2 separate regions of the Homo sapiens genome follow, and region 1 is linked to region 2. The links are chromatin loops, found by intact Hi-C in ENCODE. Cell type or tissue: ovary. All regions are shown on one strand. Each heading gives the region's core, and the rest is flanking DNA. Links, peaks and the distances in the headings are about the cores only.

The links. Peaks named below come from ENCODE experiments on the same cell type or tissue, not always from the same donor. Only the 100,000 strongest peaks of a DNase experiment are listed, where the experiment ranks them.
Region 1: a loop joins it to region 2, with 4 times the contacts of the local background. A loop is called at or near these places in 1 of 110 quality-filtered maps.

Annotation. Positions count from the first base shown.
Region 1 is chr15:23,529,136-23,540,407 of GRCh38, reverse strand. No RefSeq gene overlaps it. Among named protein-coding and RNA genes, the nearest start is that of MIR4508, 27 kb to the left of the region's middle. In ovary, for the core only: no CTCF peak of the experiment used is centred there; no DNase peak of the experiment used is centred there.
Region 2 is chr15:23,093,573-23,104,844 of GRCh38, reverse strand. It overlaps the pseudogene ELMO2P1. Among named protein-coding and RNA genes, the nearest start is that of GOLGA6L1, 38 kb to the left of the region's middle. In ovary, for the core only: no CTCF peak of the experiment used is centred there; a DNase peak (open chromatin) is centred at 4,527.

The DNA of each region.
Region 1 (11,272 bases), core at 3,343-7,342, 430 kb before region 2:
GGGGGAAGAAATAATCTCATTGATTTTAGTAACAGATTCTCCTTTAGGTATGGGAATGTATGGGTGGACATGTGAGCAGACAGCAAGGAGTATACTGGGATCATTGGCTAAGCAGAGAGTGAGTCCAGGAAGAAAAGCAAAAATAAATCCTGTGTCCATTCATGCCTTAGGAGAGGCAGCCCATAGGTGTTGGTGGGGCAGAGTTTTTAGTGTCAGGTGAAATTATTTCCATGCAGAGGGCGAAGTCATCTGCAATGACAGGGTCTTTGGTTGGAGCAATATTGTCTGAGGTTGATGTCGTCATCAGGGGTGGGATTTTGGGCCAGGGTGATGTCATCTGGGATGTGGGACTAGGGTATCCTTTTAAAGTGTGTACCCACTCTTACGTTAGTTTACAATCTTACTTGGTTCACAGTCGGGTCACCAGATTGCAAACCAATGAAAGTGCTCAAATTGGTAGTAATAACACCAGGAGTTAATAGAATGGTGTATAGTTGCACCCAACAGGGCTTTTGTTTCTGGTGGAAGTTTAGGTTCAAATGGATCCCATATCAGATGAGCAGCTGCCTAGTTGTGAGTCTATGGTTAATCATTCCTAGGAGAGAATGTGCCCTTGATCTCACCTCCAATCCTTGTGGGACAGGGACAAGATCAAAAATGTATAATGATAGGTTAAGGTCAGAGAGTTAAGATAGAGAAGTTTAGAGGTTTATTTGTTGTACTGGAATTTGAAAAGAAGTTGTTTGAGGAGACTATTCTGTCTCTCAGTTAAAGCAGTTACTGGTTCGTATCAGGGACATGGAAGGTCTATTGAGTGCCTTCCTCAAGAGCCCAGCATGGTGTGTTCTAAGAAGTGCTATGTGTGTCTTGGTTAGTACCAACAAAGCCTGTAACTCTGAAGGGAAAAAGGGATGTCCTGGCAAAGTTTTGTATTGTGGCCTTGTTATAGGTGGAGATGTGATTTTTATTTATATTTTGGGTGTCCATCAGGCAAAAGATTACTAAAGTGTTTTTGTGTTTTGTTTTGTTTTTTTTACCTTGGAGAGAACAATTTTTAAGTAATGGCCTAATAGTTTATGATAAACATGAGGATGGGGTCATCACTTCGTCAGGGCATCCAGTGCTAAGATGACTGCCTGAACTTGGTCCAAGTCTGTTGGTTTTTGTCCCATCATTTATCAGAGACATCCTGGCTAAGGGATGGGAAGCAGCAGCTCTCCCCTTAGCCTCACCACATAGAATGTTCATCAGTGCTATCTGCCTAGTGTACAAACTTCCATTGCTATTCACTCAGTGAATCCCAAGGGGCTTCCCAGATGGTAAAGAGGTGTGGGGAAAGGATAGCCATATCTAATACCCTGGCATCTGACAAGGGATAGAGGACAGGGAAGAGTCTCCGTCCACAGGTGCATATATCAGAGGGCCCAGGTTTCGCTCCACCCTCTCTTTAGGAGGCCTCTGTAGCCATGCTGAGCTTGTCAGGGCTGTTTCCGTGAACCAAAGGATAATGGGCAGCTGGATGTGGAAGGTCACAGGCTCAGGATCTGTTCTGTGAAAGCCTCTATTTCCAGCCAGTCATTTGTTGTTTTAATGGTGTATAGCACGAGGCTGAGAGAGGCAATTTCTTCCATTAGAAGCCTGGGGCAATTAATGACCATTATAAGTGGTTCAGAGACTCCAGGAGGCCTGGGAAGAGGTTGTCAAAGCCTTTGCCATAAAAGGGTTTTTTTTCTTTTTTTGAAAGCACTAACAGGAGTGTCTATTGATTTTTAATTTATGCCACAGTATTAAGTCCATTAATTTTTTTATCAGTTGGTGCATTTTAGCAGTTGTTAAAGGTGAGTTAGAATCTATGTCATAGAGGCACAAAAGCCTATCAGTGTCCCATTTTATCTTTTTGTTATGTGAATTACTTATATAAAATCCTGTTTCCAGTTGGATAAAATTATAAAAATTTCTTTAAATTTATATTTTATATATACAAGTTATTAATTTATTATATATGTATATTAAAATATATGTATACACAATTTATGCATTGATCTTTTACTTTCCCCTCTGTGTCTAGGGATATGATCTAGGGCTATTATTATATTTGCCTTACTGGTATTTGTTCCGTACTTAAAGTTCATCTTCTTATTTTTTTTTTCTGACTTGTAATCACATGAAGTGGCAATCTTTTTTTGTTTGTTTGTCTTGTTTTCTGTTTTAGGTTTTTAGCCACTTGAAACCATGATTCCTAGTTCTGTCTCTGGCTGATAAAAGAGGGAAGAGAAAATGACCCAGTGTCTCTTAGCAACATTCTTTCCCCAGCTATCAGCCCCTTTTCTTCTTTTTTCCCCCAATTTTTAAATAAAACCTTATAAGGGCTTATATCTTTAAGTGGCTATTTTTTTTCCTTTCTCTTTGAATGTTTATCTGACAAGCTTCTGGTGGGTCCCAGGTGGTCCCTGTTGTGATCAGTGGTCTCCATTTGTGGTTTCCATCAGCCCCATTTGTAGGCAGCCACCTCCCTCTCTAGGGTGTCTGCATTGCATTGAATAGGCTGCAAGGAGCTACGGAAGCAAGGAAAAACAGTGACATAAGGCTCGCAGAGCCTAGCAGCACCACTGCCTGTGGAAGTTCATGGATTCCTGTGGAGGGGGCCCCACTTATTGGATGGTGCGAATACACCATCCACCAACACTGGGCTCTAATACATGGGAGTCTCCCAGCTTCTGTGTCTAGGTTTTGCCAAGCACCTGGTGTCTGTGCCCAATAGCCTCAGCACCAAGGTAGGGGTTGCCAATTTCTTCTCCCAGAACTTTATGACACAAATTGGGACCTTTGAATAGTTTAGCTACCTTGATTCTGACCAGTAGTTCCCATTTAGGGGAATGACAGCAACTATGGTTGCCCCTCTTGCAGTGCTAAGGCTGGCAATTTGTAGATCTTGGAGAGGACTCAGTTTTTTAAAAGCCACAGTTTATAGTCGGAAGTCTTGGTCACACTGGACAGATGCAACAAGGGATGGTGCACAGAAGCACAGATGCAAGTCAGCAAGCAGCAGAACCATCTGGATGGTGTTACACAGGCAGGAGAGCCAGCTGGGAAGTGATGTGCAACTTACCAGCATTCTGTTTCCTTTCTTGTGGTCCTGACCACGTACCCTGTCCGCTGCACCCATTTTTATGATCTTTATTGTTATGGTTTCTTTCCAACTTGACCTTGAAGTTTCTTTGTTGACAGTGGTAATAAGCCAAGATGGTTACCTCTAGGGAAGTCCTGACAAGGGGCAGAGGTGGAGTTCAGTTTGGGTGTGTGGGTCAGGTGAGACATAATGAGGAAGGGAAACCAAAAGCCATGAAATGCAGTAATTTGTTACTTACAAATCCCAGAGAGGTTAGGGCTGTCCACAGGGGCTGCAGGGAACTCAACCAGTGTGAGGAGAGCAAGAGACAGAAAGAGCAAATGACCTGTGAGCCAAAGCCTTTCCTGGGATCCATGGCATCGCTAGGCAGGTTTCCTGTGGGGAGTCCCAACTGGTGGGTTTAGAGCAGGAAGTCACACTGTGACTGACAGGGGATTACTGTGGCCTATCTGTGCAGTCCATATGGCGTGGACTCTCTCTTAATGTCCACTCAGAAATGATTTTGGAAGTATCTACCACTGACACTTACGCAGACTGGAGCTTATGTCAAAAGCCTGTGATCTCTTCCTGCAAGGACTGAGGGGATTTGGGGCCAGGAAATTTCCAGATGCTGCTACCTGGCACACACTATTTGAAAGATAATTGCTAGCTTGCTATTGGGCATCAGTTGAGACTGCCTCAATGACTGAAGGACACAAAATAATCATGAAACCTGAGAAATCCATATTTTGGGTGATATCAGAGAAACACTCTAGTAAGGAAGGCAGTGTCCAGAAGATTTCCATGATAAAAAGGAAATGGCTCAAACAGAAGCATACTACTGGAGAATGAAAGGAGAAAACCATCATATTCCCGAGCAGATGGCACCTTTTCCCCCAGGACCAACTTTGGAACCCTCAGAGGAGCTGCTGGATCAACAGAACCTGAAGAACAGCTTTTGATTGACTAACAAGCTGTTGCTTGGTTTAAAAATGGCGGTTACATGATGAACACACAACATCTTGTTCGGAAAGTTGCAGCCTAAAGACCAGCGGGTGGAAAGGCTCTGATTGAAGATGAGAATAAATCAGCTCAATAGGCTGAATTGCATGCTTTTTTCCTAGCAGTGATGGAAGACATTAACAATGGCACAGGCTCCAATGTTTGGGTTTTTACAGACTCGTGGGCAGAGCCCAAATCCTGATCATATGGTCAGGTAGCTGGGTGATGGAGAACTGGACCATTAAAGGGATGCCTGCATGGGCCATAGCCCTATGAAAGTCTTTCTGTGAATTTAAGGGGGCATTACAGTAAGACTTGTTAATGCCCATCAAGAGAACTCCTTTCCAGGTTTGCCGAGTGATTGGAACCACCAAGTGGACCCTTTGACGTGCTCCCCTGAGATCCATGGAATGAGTGAACATGGGGGTGGGGATGCTGCAGCAATGCAGGGATGGCTGAATCCAGACATGTTACTCTTATACAAGCTGAGGCACAAAATGACAGCAAGAACTATTCTGTGTGCCAGCAAGAGAAACAGAGACCAAAGATGGCTATGGGGAAGGTCACCCAGGGAGAAGCACATAGCTGGCAAGTTGATTACATTGGACCAATGCCAATAGTTCTGGGGGCTGTAAATTTGTCCTGACAGGAATAGATTTTTACCCTGCTGTGTTCTGCATACCTGGTTGTAGACGCAAATGCTCAAAATACTATTAAAGAATCAGAACAGCAGCTACTGTACCAATTTGGGACCTCAAGTTACATTTTGTCAAATCAAACCGATAGCATGCAACAAGGGGCAAAGATGTCACATCAAATGAACACATCATGTTGCATATCATCCTAGGAGTAATGGTTTAATAGAAAATTGGAACAGGCAGTCAAAATAGTTGCTGTTTAAAACAGGGGGAGATAAAAGCATATGGAGCTGGTTGACCGGGCATGGTGGCTCACCCCGTAATCCCAGCACTTTGGGAGGCCGAGGCCGGTGGATCACGAGGTCAGGAGATTGAGACCATCGTGGCTAACACGGTGAAACCCTGTCTCCACTAAAAATACAAAAACAAAAAATTAGCCAGGTGTGGTGGCTGGCGCCTGTAGTCCCAGCTACTTGGGAGGCTGAGATGGGAGAACGGCGTGAACCTGGGAGATGGAGCTTGCAGTGAGCCAAGATTGGGCCACTGCATTCCAGCCTGAGCGACAGAGCAAGACTCTGTCTCAAAAGAAAGAAAAAAAAAAGCATAGGGAGCTGGCTGACCTGCTTCACAAGTGTGTGCTCACACTCAACATGAGGGGGCCCAAGGGAGGGTGTCCACTGGCTAGAAAGGCTAAACCATTAATAAGGGGTCCACCCTCATAACTCAAACAGCTACCACTAGGCCCACCTCCAACATTGGAGGTCCCATTTTACATGAGATTTGGAAAGGACACACATCCAGATTTTATCATTCCACCCCGGCCCTCCAAATCTCATGTTTTCCTCACATTGCAAAATACAATTTTGCCTTGCCAGTACTCAAAGTCTTAATTCCTCTCAGCATCACCTCAAAAGTCCAAAATCTCATCGGAGACTCAAGGTAGATTCCTTCCACCTATGAGCCTGTAAGATCAAAAACAAGTTATTTACTTCGAAGATATGATGGTGGTACAGGCATTAGGTAGATATCCCCATTCCAAAGAGGATAAATCAGACAAAAGTGCCAAAAATGCTTTTGTTTTTGGGAAAACTCCCTTTTGACTCCTGACATGATATTGAAATGGCTACGTTGTCTAGGGGTATGTACTGAAACAGCTACATTGTCTGGGGTATATACCCTGGGGTTTGTTGTCTTGCCCTGAGAAAGAATTCAAGACAGAGACACATGTGAGTGGGTTAAGGAGTGGAAAGTTTAATAGAAGAAAGGAGAGAGGAGAGCAGCTCTGAGAGACAGAGAGAGAGAGAGAGAGAGAGACATCCAAAAAGCGGGGAGGGGACAGGCCACAACAAATTTTATAGGCACCCTAATCTTACTATGCAAATGGACTTTCCAGTTGATGGGTGCCATCTTGTTTTCTTCTTACTGTAAACTTGGCTGACAAAGAGAAAGGAAGATGGAGCTGCCATCTTGAACATGATTGGCACAACTGCTGGTATCTATGTCTGCCGCTCGATTTTACAGGCTGATCCTCATTAGAAAGGAAAATAACTTGGAGCTGGTTTTCATTAAAAAGAAAAGCCTTACCAAGGACTCCTATACCTTTACTATCTGCCTAAGTAATTTATTCTTAACTCCTATAAATGTCTGCTGCCTTCAACACTTTGCTGGTACAAAGAAAGTGACCTCCAAAAAAATGGGCAAACTTTGGAATGGATTAAGTTGGTCAGAATGCCCCCGACCACTCTCTGCCTCTTTTGAGGTGTTGTTGGGGACCTGCTGTACTTAAGACTTGGCTGCTGGTGACACCATTTGAGCATTTGTATTTGTCTGCCTGTGCAGTACCATAGGAGCTTTGCTCAGCTTGGACTCAGCTGTCTATGGAGACATTTGGACCTAGGGAGCAGGATTTAGGACCTCACCCAACCCCTTGACTGCGGACTCATTTGGAAGCATGCTATTTGTTTGCATGTGTTGATAGATTACTTTGTGTGTGTGCCTTGATTCCTCCTGTACTCTCCACCTCCAGTTTCACCCTCCTGATCATCTGGGAGAGCTGCCCACCTGGGGTACTGAGACTTCCTGATGGAAGATAAATGAGAATGGTGGGGCAGTCACCCCACACTTTCTAGGGGCTGGAAGGCTCCAGAATTTCCTGTTGGTTGCTTGAGTATTTTTGTTCCCCTCTTTTCTTTCTCACACTCTACTTGTAGAAGTTGGTTCTTATGCAGAGGTCGGCCAGGCTACAGCTTTCTCTGTTTTCTTTTCTGCATGCTTTAAATCTGCTGTTACTTTTCTGCTGGTGCAATGATAAAACCACTGTTTGGATCCAACTTTTTTTTTTTTTTTTTTTTTTGGAAACTGGTGAGTTTGTATTGATATCTTATGGCTAGAGTTCTGAAATAGAAGCTATAGGAAAGTTAAGGAGTATTCATAAATTAAGTGAATAAGCCCCAGTGCTTTACAAGTTCACGTGACTTAAGTAAAATCTTTAATAAATAAGCTGACTTTAAAATTATTGGTAAAATAATATGAGAAATGTCTTGAGAATTGCCAACATACAAAATACAGACCCAGCCCCAAACAGAAAGATCTTTCTATAATTTTTATAAGACGTTTGATATTATTTAATGAAAACAGCCAAATCTTCTGAGTTATCAACAAAATGCCCACGTATTTAACTTTACAATTCTTACTTAGATAAACACCTGATGTTCACAAGCTTTAAAAATGGTTAACATGGAAGTAACTTTAAATAATGACTGACCTTGTGTAAAATATCAGTTTTCAGAAGTAATATAATAAATGGTTAAAAATGGGAAAATTAGGTTTATATAAATGATATAAATGCTTGTCAGTAAACTTTTTGTATAATTGAAAATCTTAAAATCATTTTGAATGGTTATTGGATGTCTGGGTTATTTCCAGTTAAGAAAGAGTTATTATACGGGAAACATGTTCCAAAATTGTGGAATGGTTTTCATCTGTAAAATGCTAATATCTGATAAGCAGTTTAGGATTTCTTGCTTCCTAGGTTTGTATCAAATGTGCCGAAGAAGACATCTTCTTATTGAGAAAAAGAACATTGTCTAATTTGAAAGTTATCTAAAAGTTCATTCAAATTATGGACTTGAAAACATTATTGCCTCCATGTAACTGTCTGTTGCTTTAAAAGTTCTCATGCTGTTAAATTATAAGGCTTTGACTCTTGAGTCTGAAAAGAGGACATGATAATATTATGGCTAGCCTTAATTCTCTTGAGTAGTTAAAATCCTTTGCAAGCTCAAAAATGACTGCTTTAGACACCATCTGGGAAAAGCACCAGCTGTTGCCTTGTGCTACAGCTCAGTAGCTTAGGCTTTGCTCTTTCACATGGGAATGGTAGGTTCAATTCCTAGATTCGAGAATGAGTCATTTCTGTTTTCATAGTTGTGAAACTTTTGCCTCTTGTTGATTGTTTTTCCCTCCGGGGACAGCTTCTGATTTTCTGTCTTGAATTTTCTTTTATCTGAGCTACCCTGGGGCAATTCTGGACCTTGTGAAAATTGTTTGCCATCTCTTTGGAGACACCTCACGCATCCGTGGTTAAGTCATAACTTTAGTGAAGGCTTATTGGGCTCACTTGGGAGCACAACTTTTGGGGAAAAAAAAGAGCTTAAAAGTCAGAAGTATCAGCTATTTGTCCCAGTTAGAGTCTGGTAATAAGAGATTTTAAAAGATTTTCTTTAAAAAGCTCTATGGTTAAAAGTCAGCTTAACTAGGATAGGCAGCGTGGCTCACGCCTGTAATCCCAGCACTATGGGAGACCAAGGCGGGCGGATCACGAGGTCAAGAGATCAAGACCATCCTGGCCAACATGATGAAACCCCGTCTCCACTAAAAACACAAAAATTAGCTGGGCGTGGTGGTGCGCGCCTGTAGTCCCAGCTACTCAGGAGGCTGAGGCAGGAGAATTGCTTGAACCTGGGAGGTGGAGGTTGCAGTGAGTCGAGATTGCGCCACTGCACTCCAGCCTGGCGACAGAGTGGGACTCCGTCTCAAAAAAAAAAGAAAAAAAAGTCAGCTTAACTGAAAATTGATAGCCAGCTCTCTCTCTGTATATATAAATTTAAAACGCCTTTATGCTTTTCCTCTTCTTGGATCTCTTTTTTTTTTTTTAGTGTTTTTTTTTTCTTTTCTTCTTTTCAGTCAATCGAATTCCGTTTGCTTTCTTGCCACCTTTGATGCCCACATTAGAGGACCTAAGGTAATTTCTGACAGTCTGGGACTCCTTGAGATAAACAGAGTAGGTGCCACACACTCTATTTTGGGAGAAACCTTTGTTTTCCTCATGGAACCCCAGAAATTATAAATGGACAGATCCCTCTCAAAATCTAAGGCTCTGTTCTATTTTGCATCGTGTTACCTGCGTTTTTTGACTCTGGGGGGGACAACAGAAATTACTTTGCATTATGAGAGGACTTTTAGCCTTGGTGTGTAATAGTGAGGTAGGAGATGTGTTTTTAGGGAAGACCAATGGCAGTTGCTTACAGTGAATGGTCATTACTGTAGGCTGATATTCCTTTCTTCTCATGCTTAAATGAAAAAATAATGCTCTAGGGCAACTGAAAGGTATGGAATGGGGGATGAGCTGATTACAGAATGGGCTGATTGGCTTGGCTTTGCCCACCAGCCATGGGGGAATGTTCTTGACGTGAGATGCATGGTAAAAGCACTGCACTTTGTTCTGTAGCATTTCGCTCTTTTTTGAGACTCAGGATTCAGTATAAAAATGGGGTCTTTAATTTTTTTTTTTAAATCTGTTCTGCTTTCTAGCAGTGCCTCCTTCTCAGGTATGTAAATGTTACGTCCTTAAAACTGCATGCCGGGCCGGGCATGGTGGCTCACGCCTGTAATCCCAGCACTTTGGGAGGCCGAGGCAGGCAGATCACAAGGTCAGGAGATCGAGACCACCCTGGCTAACATGGTGAAACCCCGTCTCTACTAAAAATAAAAAAAAATTAGCTGGGCGTGGTGGCGGGCGCCCGTAGTCCCAGCTACTCGAGAGGCTGAGGCGGGAGAATAGCGTGAACCCGGGAGGCGGAGCTTGCAGTGAGCCGAGATAGCGCCACTGCACTCCAGCCTGGGCAACAGAGCGAGACTCCCATCTCAAAAAAATAAACAAACAAACAAAAAAAAACTGCATGCCTTCTCAGTTCGTCAAAGGGCTCCACCATGAAGCCAGCAATCCAATTAAGAAACTTAAAAACCAGCAAATGAAAAATCGTGCAACTAGTGATTTTCTTCTGCCTGTCTGTGTATTTATATATTTGTGTTGTGTATGTGAACTTGTATATATAAGAGCTCTAATTATTTGGCTTAAAGAAAAATAAGTGCTTAAATGAAACATACCGGTCAGAAAAAATAGAAACTTGAATGACTTTAGGTCACATGACCCTAATAACCTTTGAAAAATAAAGACAGTTCAAAAGGTTATTGGTAAATAAAATAAACAATTCTTCGACATTTAGATGTTTGGTTTAAATTAGGCAGGTCAGGTACTGTTTGCTAGATGCTTTGAGGTCATGAACTGCTTTTATGAGTTTTAATAATTATTTGACTTGTCTATTTTATAGCCATTAGATTCTAGGTAAGACCTGGTGACATGTGGAGTCAGCCAGGTCCCTTGGGTAGGCTGGAAAGTGTCATTGCCTGTGGCTTGGTCCTTGTCCTGGGCTCTGCAATCTGATACATGGTTAAAATTGCTACTTACCAGATTTTTCACTAGAACTAAAAGTTGCTAAGAGTTAACATTTTAATATGTACTTAATATGTACTTGAGACTACTGAATAAATAGTTTTGCATGCAAGGTGTATAGGGAAAGTAGAATGTGTTTTTGGTAAAAGATTTTAAGAAGGCATGGAAATATGATTTTGTTAAAGGGGATATAATTTTGTCTGTTTCAGAGGTTTTTAAGGATGTCCTAACCTAAAATAGTAACAGGACTAAACCGAAGGTTTAAACAAGTTGTAAACAATTTGTTAAATTTTGATCTTGTAAAGGGAGTTCTGTAGATAAGAGGAAGTTGGCTATGATTTGAAGGGGATTAATTCATTCTTCTGGAAATTAAACATTAGAACAAAAGCACACTGATGCAGGGCCAGAATCTAGGTCCATGTGTCTGAATAGCATGGTTTTTTTTTTTAGAGAGTTGACCTGATGCTTAACAAAAAATTTTTAAGGGTTATATAAGGCTTATTGAAATCTTACATTATGGTTAAAGTAATTAAGATTGAATAGATTTGTTTATAAGGTTTTATTAAGAATCAGGTTTAATTAATGGAACACTGTTGCAAAGGTAAAATTTGGCTTCCTCTTTTGAGCAGGATTTTCATCTAATAGTAAAGGATAATGAAAGAGTTTTGTTCGCCTTTTGAATAAATGACAGAAGAAAAAAAGGGAAGGGAAAAAAAGACAGATTCAGTTGGCCTCACAGAGTTTGTATTGGGTTTTGTTTGGAAAGGTGATTCTGCCCTCTATCAATGG
Region 2 (11,272 bases), core at 2,462-6,461:
AAAAGTTTCTATAACTTATAAGTGAGTTTAGCAAGATCTAGTATATTTCAATATACCAATAATGAACAAATGGAAAATAAATCCTTTTTAAAGTACTACTTTTCAATAGCTCCAACCATAACAACAACAAAGAAGTATTGCTTTCACCCTAACAAAACATCTACAGAATCTGTACATTAACACTCTAAAATAGTGATAAAATAAAACTTTTTAAACATATAATGAAGAGACATTCCATGTTCATGTAGTAAGACTCAAGTTAGTCATCAATTCTCCCCAAATTGATCTATAGACTCAATGCAACTTCAATCAAAATCCCAACAGGATATTTTGTAGATATAAACTAAGTTTAAAATTTCTATGGAAAGGTAAAAAAAAAAAAACTAGAAAATGCAAAACAATTTTGGGGGGATATGCAAGAATCACACAATAATTTTAAGACATACAAAAACTACAGTGATCAAAACAATGTAGTATTGACAAAATGAGACACACAGAATGAGGAAACAAACTAGAGTTCAGAAATATAGTCAATTAGTTTACGATAAAGGTGCAAAGGCAACATTGGAAAAAGGATAATCATATCACCAAATGATGCTGGAACAACTGAATATCCGCATGCAAAAATGTTAACTTACACTCATTCCTCACTCCATATGCAAAAATTAACCCAAAATGTATTATACAACTGAATATCAGTAAACTTCATCAAAATTAAAATTTCTCCTCTGTGAAGGACACTGTAAGAAAAGACAAGCCACATACTCAGAGAAAATATTTGTACCCAGAATATATAAAGAACTCTCAAAACTCAAAATTAAGAAAAAAAATTTTAATGAACAAAATATTTAAACAGACATTTCACCAAAAAAAGTATCTGTCAAATAAATAAATGCAAGGATGCTCAATATCATAATCATTACAGTAGTGCAAATTAAAATCATACTGACTATAACTATGAACTTATTAGAATGACTAGCATGAAAAATGGTGAGTATGTGAAGCAATTGAAGTTTTTCATACATTGCTAGTGGAAATGCAGAAATGGCACAGGAATCCTGGAAAACAGTTTGGCAGTTTCATTAAAATGTTCAATACATACCTATCATATATGCCTCAACCATCCTACTTCTAAGTATCCTAATGAAATAAAAACTTAAGTTCACAGAGAATCTTGTACACAAAAATTGATAGCAATATTTAGTTATAATACAGATTGAGTATCCCAAATCCAAAAATCTGAAATCTGTAATGCTCCCAAATCCAAAACTTTTTGAGCACTGACATGATGCAAGTGGAAAATTCCACACGTAAGTACTTAACACAAACTTTGTTTCATGCACTGAAAATATTTAAAATATTGTATGAAATTACCTTCGCCTTATTTTATACAAGGTGTATATGAAACATAAATAAATTTTGTGCTTAGACTTGGGTCCCATCCCCAAGCTATCTCATTATGTATATACAAATATTGCAAGATCCTAAAACACTGAAATCTGAAACACTTCTGGTCTCAAGCATCTTGGATAAGGGATATTTAACCTATAGTCAAAAACCGAAAACAGTTCACATGTCCTTCAATGTGTACATGAATAAAGAAACTGTGGTACATCTACATAATGAAACAGTACTCTGCAGTAATGAACTACTGATACATGCAGTGACATGGATGAACCTCAACTGCACTGTATTAAGTGAAAGAAACCAGCTGCAAAGATTATATGCAGTATGATCACATTTATATGACATTCTGGAAAAGCTAAAGCTATAGGGGCAGAGAAGACATCAGTGATTGCCAGGGACTGGGATGGAGGGTGGTTTGCCTAAGAAAAAAGCAGCACAAGGTCATTTTTTGGGAAACTGGAATTGTTCTGTATCTTTCTACAAAAATTAGCCAGCTGCAGTGGCTCATGCCTGTAACCCCAGTTACTCGGGAGGCTGAGGCATGAGAATTGCTTGAACCAGGAGGCAGAGGTTGCAGTGAGTCAAGATCGCACCACTGCACTCCAGCCTGGGCAACAGACAGACTCCATCTCAAAAAAAAAAAAAAGAGAGAGAGAGATATGGGGTCCCACCATGTTGCCCAGGCTGGCCTTGAACTCCTAGATTCATGCAATCCTCCAGCCACAGCCTCCCAAGTAACTGGGGCTACAGGCGCATACAATTGTGCCCAGCTTGAATTGTCTATACTAAAATCTGTGAATCCTAAAATCTGTCGCTATAAATACAGTCTGATAACGATTAAAGTAAATTAGCATTAACTACTTTAAGTTTTTAGAGATTATAATTATAGAAATTTGTAATGAGCTCATCCAATATATTTCTCCCCAGTAAACAGCAGGAAATATCCATGAGCCCTCAAACTCCTCCAGCCTTGAAAATGAAATATTTGGGCCGGGCGCAGTGGCTCATGCCTGTAATCCCAGCACTTTGGGAGGCAGAGGCAGGTGGATCACGAGGTCAGGAGATAGAGATCTTCTGACTAACACAGTGAAACCCCGTCTCTACTAAAAATACAAAATTAGCCCGGAGTGGTGGCGCATGCCTATAACCCCCAGCTACTCGGGAGGCTGAGGCAGAAGAACGGCTTGAACCTGTGAGGTGGAGGTTGCAGTAAGCCAAGATCACACCATTGCACTCCAGCCTGGGCAACGAGCGAAACTCCGTCTCAAAAAAAAAAAAAAGTTTCCTATTAAGTGTTTAGGGGAAAAAAATGGAAAAAGTGGCTTACTGAGTGCCAGGCACCCTGCTAAGCGTGGTATATACACTGGCTCACTTAGTCCTCATATCCAGATGAGCAAATTGAAGTCTAGAGAAGTTACGTGAATTGCTCAAGATCAAAGATTGGAAAATGGCAGAGGAGGGGCTTGCTGACTCCTAAGTCCATCTTTAGCTTAAATCTTACACTTGACTTCTAATCTTCTAATTTTTCATTTTATTCCCTTCACTGTGGTCTCACAGGTTTCCCTTGTTTCTGACAATTGATAAACTTGCCTCTTTTTTCTTTGAAATGGAGTTTCACTCTTGTTGTCTAGGCTAGAGTGCAATGGCCCAGTCTCGGCTCACTGCAACCTCTGCCTCCAGGGTTCAAGCAATTCTCCCACCTCAGCCTCCTGAGTAGCTGAGATTACAGGTGTCTGCCACCACACCTAGCTAATTTTTGCATTTTTATTAGAGACGAGGTTTCACCATGTCAGTCGGGCTGGTCTCAAACTCCTGACCTCAGGCAATCCTCCTGCCTCGGCCTCCCAAAGTGCTGGGATTACAGGCGTGAGCCACTGCGCCTGGCCAAAGTTGCCTCCTTTTAATTCAGATCCTTGGCTCTCCTCCTCCACTCCCACTGGCCCCACCTCCCAACATTGGCCCTACTCCACCCCACAGGCGGTAACAGGGATTTACACCTCTTTCCAGATCCACCTGCCAACTCCTGCTCTGCTCTCCTCCCTCAGGGACCCATTAGCTACACAGGTCTTTCCTGTGCTCTTTCTAAAATGCAAATCTAGATATTTCACCAACTTAATTAAATGCCCTCAGCTGTCCTTAGGAATGAGACTAAGGCCTTTCCTGATCTGGTCCTCGCTACCTCTCCAGCCTCCTCACCCACTTGCTCCTTGCCCTGTGCCTAATCGACACACTCCTTCTGGGTTCTAGCCACCCTCTGGCTGAAATTCCTGTTATTCCTAGTCTGCCTACTCATCCTCCAAGGCTCGTCTGAAGACATTCCTCTAAATGTTTCCAGAAACACTTCAAGACAGAACTTACTGTTCCTCCTCCATCCTTTCCCAGACCACAAACCTGGATCACACCGCACTATGATCACTAGTCTTTCCTACCGGCCCAGAAGGTCTTTGAGAGCAAATACATTTGATTACTTAGTTCTGTCAGTGCCCTAAACAATTCAGGTTTTTAATCAGTGTCAGCTGGATGAGTTACTTTCCCTTTTCATGCCTATTTTAACATATTCCCTCTGGATAAAAATTCTAGATTTGCAGGGCTACAAACAGTAGAGCTGTCTTTGGTCCCTCCCTGGAGGCGCTTCAATTGCTGGCGAGATGGCTGCCTCAAGGCAACTTTGCTCACAGAGGATCACAGGAAAAAGCTCTTCAGTTCGAGAGGTATTTACCTATTGATTAGGTTCCTCTGTGCGTCGGTACTATCGAGAGGAAGCTGATGTCGTAACTCCGGTCCTTTTTCACTTTCTTAAATTTTTTTCCTCCCAAATGAAAAGTGGGTGAATGAATGAAAATCCACTGACCATCAAATGTATTTTACACTCTGAAACATTCCCCATTTTTGTGAGTGCAAATTAATTCAAATAGGATTTCCCTTCCTAACGGCACAATCAACTGCACTGTCTTCAAAAAGAGATGTGGACTGCTTGAAAATGAGACGCTTGTGTCACAAGGACATTGCACATGGACACAGAGCAGCATGATGGTTTCCAAGCCACACGCATCATGCCAGGCAGACCCCACCGCTAAGGCTAGAAGGAACTCTGGTGAAGCACTGACTCCAAACAAAGAGGGACTTTGGTCCAGCAACCCCGTCCCACCCTACAGCAGACGGGCTGGGGCCTGGACGCTCTACAACAGTAAGTAGTCTAGGATTCAGTTCTAACTGGCTTAGAGAACAATGGGTCAGGCGCTTTGGGTAATTTTTTATAACAGGCTCACCTTTTTTATAATATTTGATCCAGATTTTGACAGTTATGCTTTATTTATTTAGCCCACCCAGGAAATCAAGTATCCTACATAAATCAATCTTCCAGGGAGCAAAGCTTTAAGGGTTCTCTCAGAACCATTATTTTGACCATTCTTATGCAAATCTTTTAAAGATATATACATTTCTTTATTTCTGAAGTGACTACAGTGATTATAATTTAGTCAGTGCTAAGGAGTCGGCTTCATCAAAAAGAACATCAGTGATTATTCTGTGTTGTGACACTGTGATACCCTGAGGAGCTATTGAGATGTGAAGCTCTTTTCCCATAAACAAAATGGTCCCAGATTACAATGCCTTTAATTCTTCTGACAGCTTTTCATAATTCTTCTGTCTCCTCCTTCCAATGTTGCCCATCACTTCTTACTAATGTTAATTACTATGACTTCATTTCCTAAACTGCTGCCTTCATTTAATTTTATAGAGAATCCTAAATCAATGGGCCTGAGGGAGCTGTCACACCTCTCCTACGGAGTAGTATCTGTGAGCTCTGTGTCATTCTTCTCAGAGCTGAAAGGCCCCTCTCTCTCACTTCTGGATTTCTAGCCACTTTCCAAATGGCTGATGCTGCCAGGAACATTAAATTTTACTTCGCATTCAATGAATACATACTGGCTGGCAGAGGAGGATAGTGGCCTAGAAACTTCTTTGGTTAACCCTAGGAGGTCAACTGAGATTAAATCTTGCTATGGACAACTCACAAAATGTGTAATTGACAGTGGTCTGCAGCCAGAATACAAAGGTCTTAAGACCAAAAGCTTCTCTGTAAAGCTTTTGTAAAGCAAAAGCTTGCTTTACTCCGCTAAAGCAAGTAAGAAGGTGACGCATCCATGGTATTGTCTAGATCAAAGTCACAGCTGTTTTTTTTTTTTTAATTATACTTTAAGTTCTAGGGTACATATACACAATGTTACATACAGGTTACATACGTATACATGTGCCATGTTGGTGTGCTGCACCCATTAACTCATCATTTACATTAGGTATATCTCCTAATGCTATCCCTCCTCCCTTCCCCCACCCCACAACAGGCCCCGGTGTGTGATGTTCCCCTTCCTGTGTCCAAGTGTTCTAATTGTTCAATTCCCATCTATGAGTGAGAACATGCGGTGTTTGGTTTTTTGTTCTTGCAATAGTTTGCTGAGAATGATGGTTTCCAGCTTCATCCATGTCCCTACAAACGACATGAACTCATCATTTTTTATGGCTGCATAGTATTCCATGGTGTATACGTGCCATATTTTCTTAATCCAATCTATAATTGGTGGACATTTGGGTTGGTTCCAAGTCTTTGCTATTGTGAATAGTGCTGCAATAAACATACGTGTGCATGTGTCTTTATAGCAGCATGATTTATAATCCTTTGGGTATATACCCAGTAATGGGATGGCTGGGTCAAATGGTATTTCTAGTTCTAGATCCCTGAGGAATCGCCACACTGTCTTCCACAATGGTTGAACTAGTTTACAGTCCCACCAACAGTGTAAAAGTGTTCCTATTTCTCCACATCCTCTCCAGCACCTGTTGTTTCCTGACTTTTTAATGATCACCATTCTAACTGGTGTGAGATGGTATCTCATTGTGGTTTTGATTTGCATTTCTCTGATGGCCAGTGACGATGAGCATTTTTTCATGTGTTTTTTGGCTGCATAAATGTCTTCTTTTGAGAAGTGTCTGTTCATATCCTTCGCCCACTTGTTGATGGGGTTGTTTGTTTTTTTCTTGTAAATTTGTTTGAGTTCATTGTAGATTCTGGATATTAGCCCTTTGTCAGATGAGTAGGTTGTGAAAATTTTCTCCCATTCTGTAGGTTGCCTGTTCACTCTGATGGTAGTTTCTTTTGCTGTGCAGAAGCTCTTTAGTTTCATTAGATCCCATTTGTCAATTTTGGCTTTTGTTGCCATCGCTTTTGGTGTTTTAGAAATGAAGTCCTTGCCCATGCCTACATCCTGAATGGTATTGCCTAGGTTTTCTTCTAGGGTTTTTATGGTTTTAGGTCTAACATGTAAGTCTTTAATCCATCTTGAATTAATTTTTGTATAAGGTGTAAGGAAGGGATCCGGTTTCAGCTTTCTACATATGGCTAGCCAGTTTTCCCAGCACCATTTACTAAATACGGAATCCTTTCCCCATTTCTTGTTTTTGTCAGGTTTGTCAAAGATCAGATGGTTGTAGATGTGTGGCATTATTTCTGAGGGCTCTGTTCTGTTCCATTGGTCTATTTCTCTGTTTTGGTACCAGTACCATGCTGTTTTGGTTACTGTAGCCTTGTAGTATAGTTTGAAGTCAGGTGGCATGATGCCTCCAGCTTTGTTCTTTTGGCTTAGGATTGTCTTGGAAATGCAGGCTCTTTTTTGGTTCCATATGAACTTTAAAGTAGTTTTTTCCAATTCTGTGAAGAAAGTCATTGGTAGCTTGATGGGGATGCCATTTAATCTATAAATTACGTTGGGCAGTATGTCCATTTTCATGATATTGATTCTTCCTATCCATGAGCATGGAATGTTCTTCCATTTGTTTGTATCCTCTTTTATTTCATTGAACAGTGGTTTGTAGTTCTCCTTGAAGAGGTCCTTCACATCCCTTGTAAGTTGGATTCCTAGGTATTGTATTCTCTTTGAAGCAATTGTGAATGGGAGTTCACTCATGATTTGGCTCTCTGTTTGTCTGTTATTTGTGTATAAGAATGCTTGTGATTTTTGCACACTGATTTTGTATCCTGAGACTTTGCTGAAGTTGCTTATCAGCTTAAGGAGATTTGGGGCTGAGATGATGGGGTTTTCTAAATATCCAATCATGTCATCTGCAAACAGGGACAATTTGACTTCCTCTTTTCCTAATTGAATGCCCTTTATTTATTTCTCCTGCCTGATTGCCCTGGCGAGAACTTCCAACACTATGTTGAACAGGAGTGGTGAGAGAGGGCATCCCTGTCTTGTGCCAGTTTTCAAAGGGAATACTTCCAGTTTTTGTCCATTCAGTATGATATTGGCTGTGGGTTTGTCATAGATAGCTCTTATTATTTTGAGATACGTCCCATCAATACCTAATTTATTGAGAGTTTTTAGCATGAAGGTTGTTGAATTTTGTCAAAGGCCTTTTCTGCATCTATTGAGATAATCATGTGGTTTTTGTCTTTGGTTCTGTTTATATGCTGGATTACTTTTATTGATTTGCATATGTTGAACCAGCCTTGCATCCCAGGGATGAAGCCCACTTGATCATGGTGGATAAGCTTCTTGATGTGCTGAGTCACAGCTGTTTCTGAGTCTGGTCTTCCCTAGTTGAACCACAGACCCATGCAAAGGCAAGTTTCAAAGGAAGGCTGGGGCCATACTCCCTGGGGCATGTACCCCCTTAATCCTTTCTGTGACTCTCATCTGCAGTACTTCCCTAAGTGTCCTGACAAAGGAGATTCACAGCACACAAACTTTCCCTGGGTCTTGGCATGCCCTGAACATCTAGATCAGACCATGAGATTTTTGCCCAGGTTTGACTTCCCCACCTGGAAGAGCCAGGGCCCTTTCCACATAATGGTGTTACTTACAGTGACAGGCAGGTCTAGAGGATTAAGGTGCTTGTCCTGCCGGCAGAAAGCAAAAGCATAGAGAGAAGCAGACGGAATGAGCTTTCAGCTTACATTCAAACAAGGACCAGGAAGGAAGATTAACAGAGCCAAGCCATCCACCAAAGACAAGGACAGAAAGAACCACAGATGCTTTTGGTCTTCCCTCTAGAATCTACCAAGAGCTGGGTACATACATGATCCCACTTAGATTTCATCTTACTGAGCCCATGAGATTGTCAGAGAACTAAAACGTCTTACTTTTAACACCACTTGGGCTTTTCTCAGAGAAATCTAGAATGTTAGTGTTGGAAGGGCTGTCAGAGATCATTTAAACTGGCCCTTTCATTTTACAAAAAGAGAAACTGAGACCCAAAGAGGTTACAAGCACTTGCCCAGCCAGCAGCAGGGAGAGTACTTAGTTCCAGGCCCCTTGGCTCTTAGGTCAGGGCTTGTTCCACCACCCAGCTGATTCTTAGTTTCCTCATCTGTGAAACAGGGAGCTTGTTTTTCCTCAGACACCCTTGTGAGCTAAACAAGGCAGATGTTGTTGCTGCCATGTGACAGGTGAGGAAACTAAGGTTCACAGAGGCAGAGCTATTTGCATAATGTCACAGTTAATGAACAGGCGAAAGAAGATGTTTAGAATCTGCATCAGAGAACCTTTAAACATAAAACTTAGTGTGAAGTCCCATTTATATTGGAGCCCTTGGACTCAGGGTACCCACAGGGTCTCTTCTTCCTTATTCTTGATCCTCTAACCCAGGAGTTGGCAAACTATGGCCATATTAGGCTTGTTGCCTGTTTTTGTAAATAAGATTTTATTGGAAGACAGCCATACCCATTCATTTACCTACTGTCTGAGGCTGCTTCTGGCTACAATGGCAAGGTTGAGTAGCTATCACATAGGCCATATGGCCCATAAAGTCAAACATGTTTATTCTCTGGCCCTTTAGAGGAAAAAGTTTGAAGGGCCCTAATCTCATCTAAGATCCAGCTGGTTTCTCCTCATAGTTCTTCCCTGGGTCTTCCTTAGCAAAGCCACCCTGCTGGGCTCTAGACCAGAGGGCTAGGAGGAAGGACTCTTGGGAAAATGCCTGGATTTGTGCTCTCTGAACAGCAAAGAGTACGTGGGGTGAGAATTCTTCTCTCAGAAGAGCCCAGATGAAGAATGTGAAAAGGCAGCCACAGATCTGTCTCTAGTCCTCGGGAGGCTTCAGAAAAAGTGCATTAATCAGTGCAATGGCGTAGGTCTGAATCTCCTGTCTGGAGCTATGTCAATGGAGAAAGACGGCACAGGGAGATTAGAAGACTGAACAGCAAGATGATGCTTAGAGATAGTTTAAAACAATCATTTACAGATTATAAGCAAATAATGACCTGGAGCTAAGTCTCAAAAGCATCCAAAGTGGACATGCTCTTGACCCAGCAATTTCACTAATAGAAACTTATCCTAAGACAGTAATCAGAGAGCTATGCAAGATTTACTGACAAGGCATTTCACTAAAGTACAACTTAAAAAAGAATGGAAAGTAATCCAAATGATCACAGTAGCCAACTGTTTATATATATGAGAATCTTAAGTAGTTATTAAAAGTCATGTTTTAGGGTAAATAAACATTCTTAACCTGGGATTCAGGGATGGGCTTAGAGTATCTGTGAACCCCAGGAATGATACAGAAATTATTCTATGTAGTTTGCTGACGAAGTGGTATTTTCTCCAAACTGGTGAGAGTACATACTTGTTAACCAGATTTTCAAAGGTGTCTAGGTTGCAAAAAAGACTTAGAACTACCTTTTAGAAAAATCTTTGACATGGAGAAATGTTCAAGATATATTATTCAGTTAAAAAAAATCAAGGTACACATAGTATATATAATAAGATCCCAATTTTGTTAAAAATATGCATAAAAAATACTGAAGGGATATTTAATGTTTAACAGTGGGTATGTCTGGAGGTGAGATAATGGGCAAATAATTTATTTTTGGGTTTTTCTGTATTTTTAAAGTCTTGACTATAAACTTATTTTATTATGAACAAACAAAATAACTACAATCATTCCCTGGAATCTTACAATCTCAGTACTTGACATCTCCACCTGCCATGTCTTGGGAGCATTCTGTGGCTGTCTTTCCAGAGGGGCTGATGGGCTTCCTGGTTAGTCACAGGGTACCCAGAGAGTCTACCAGAGGGCACGAAGTGTCCCTCAGCCCAAATAGGAAAGCATATAGGTTCTGGCGACAGCTGTGGGCTGAAAGTATTCACGATTGGCCCCTGTGAAATGCCATGTTCCCGTATCGACCCTAGGGAGGCAACTAGGGCCACTCCGAATTCAGAGACAAAAAAACAGAGGTAGACGTGAGGTTACGGGAAAATCAGAATTCTCTATCTGGAGTTTATAATATCCCTCTCATCTTCATCAACCTTGGTGGCTCACTGGGTATGAAAGCTGAGGCTAGACCAGGCATGGTGGCTCACACCTGTAGTCCCAGCTACTAAGGAGGCTGGAGTGGGAGGACTGCTTGAGCCCAACAGTTTGAGACCAGCCTGGACAACACAGCGAGACCCTATCTCTACAAAAATAAAAAAAAAAATTGGCCAGGTGTGGTGGCTCAGGCCTGTAATCCCAGCACTTTGGGAGGCCGAGGCGGGCAGATCACGAGGTCAGATCGAGACCATCCTGACTAACACAGTGAAACCCCATCTCTACTAAAAATACAAAAAATTAGCCAGGCATGGTGGCAGGCACCTGTAGTCCCAGCTACTTGGGAGGCTGAGGCAGGAAAATGGCATGAACCTGGGAGGCGGAGCTTGCAGTGAGCCGAGATGGCACCACTGCACTCCAGCCTGGGCAACAGAGCGAGACTCTGTCTCAAAAAAATAAATAAATAAATAATTAAAAAACAAAAAAAAAAACTAGCCAGGTGTGGTGGAGTGTGCCTATGATTCCAGCTACTCAGGAGGCTGAGATGAGGAGGACTGCT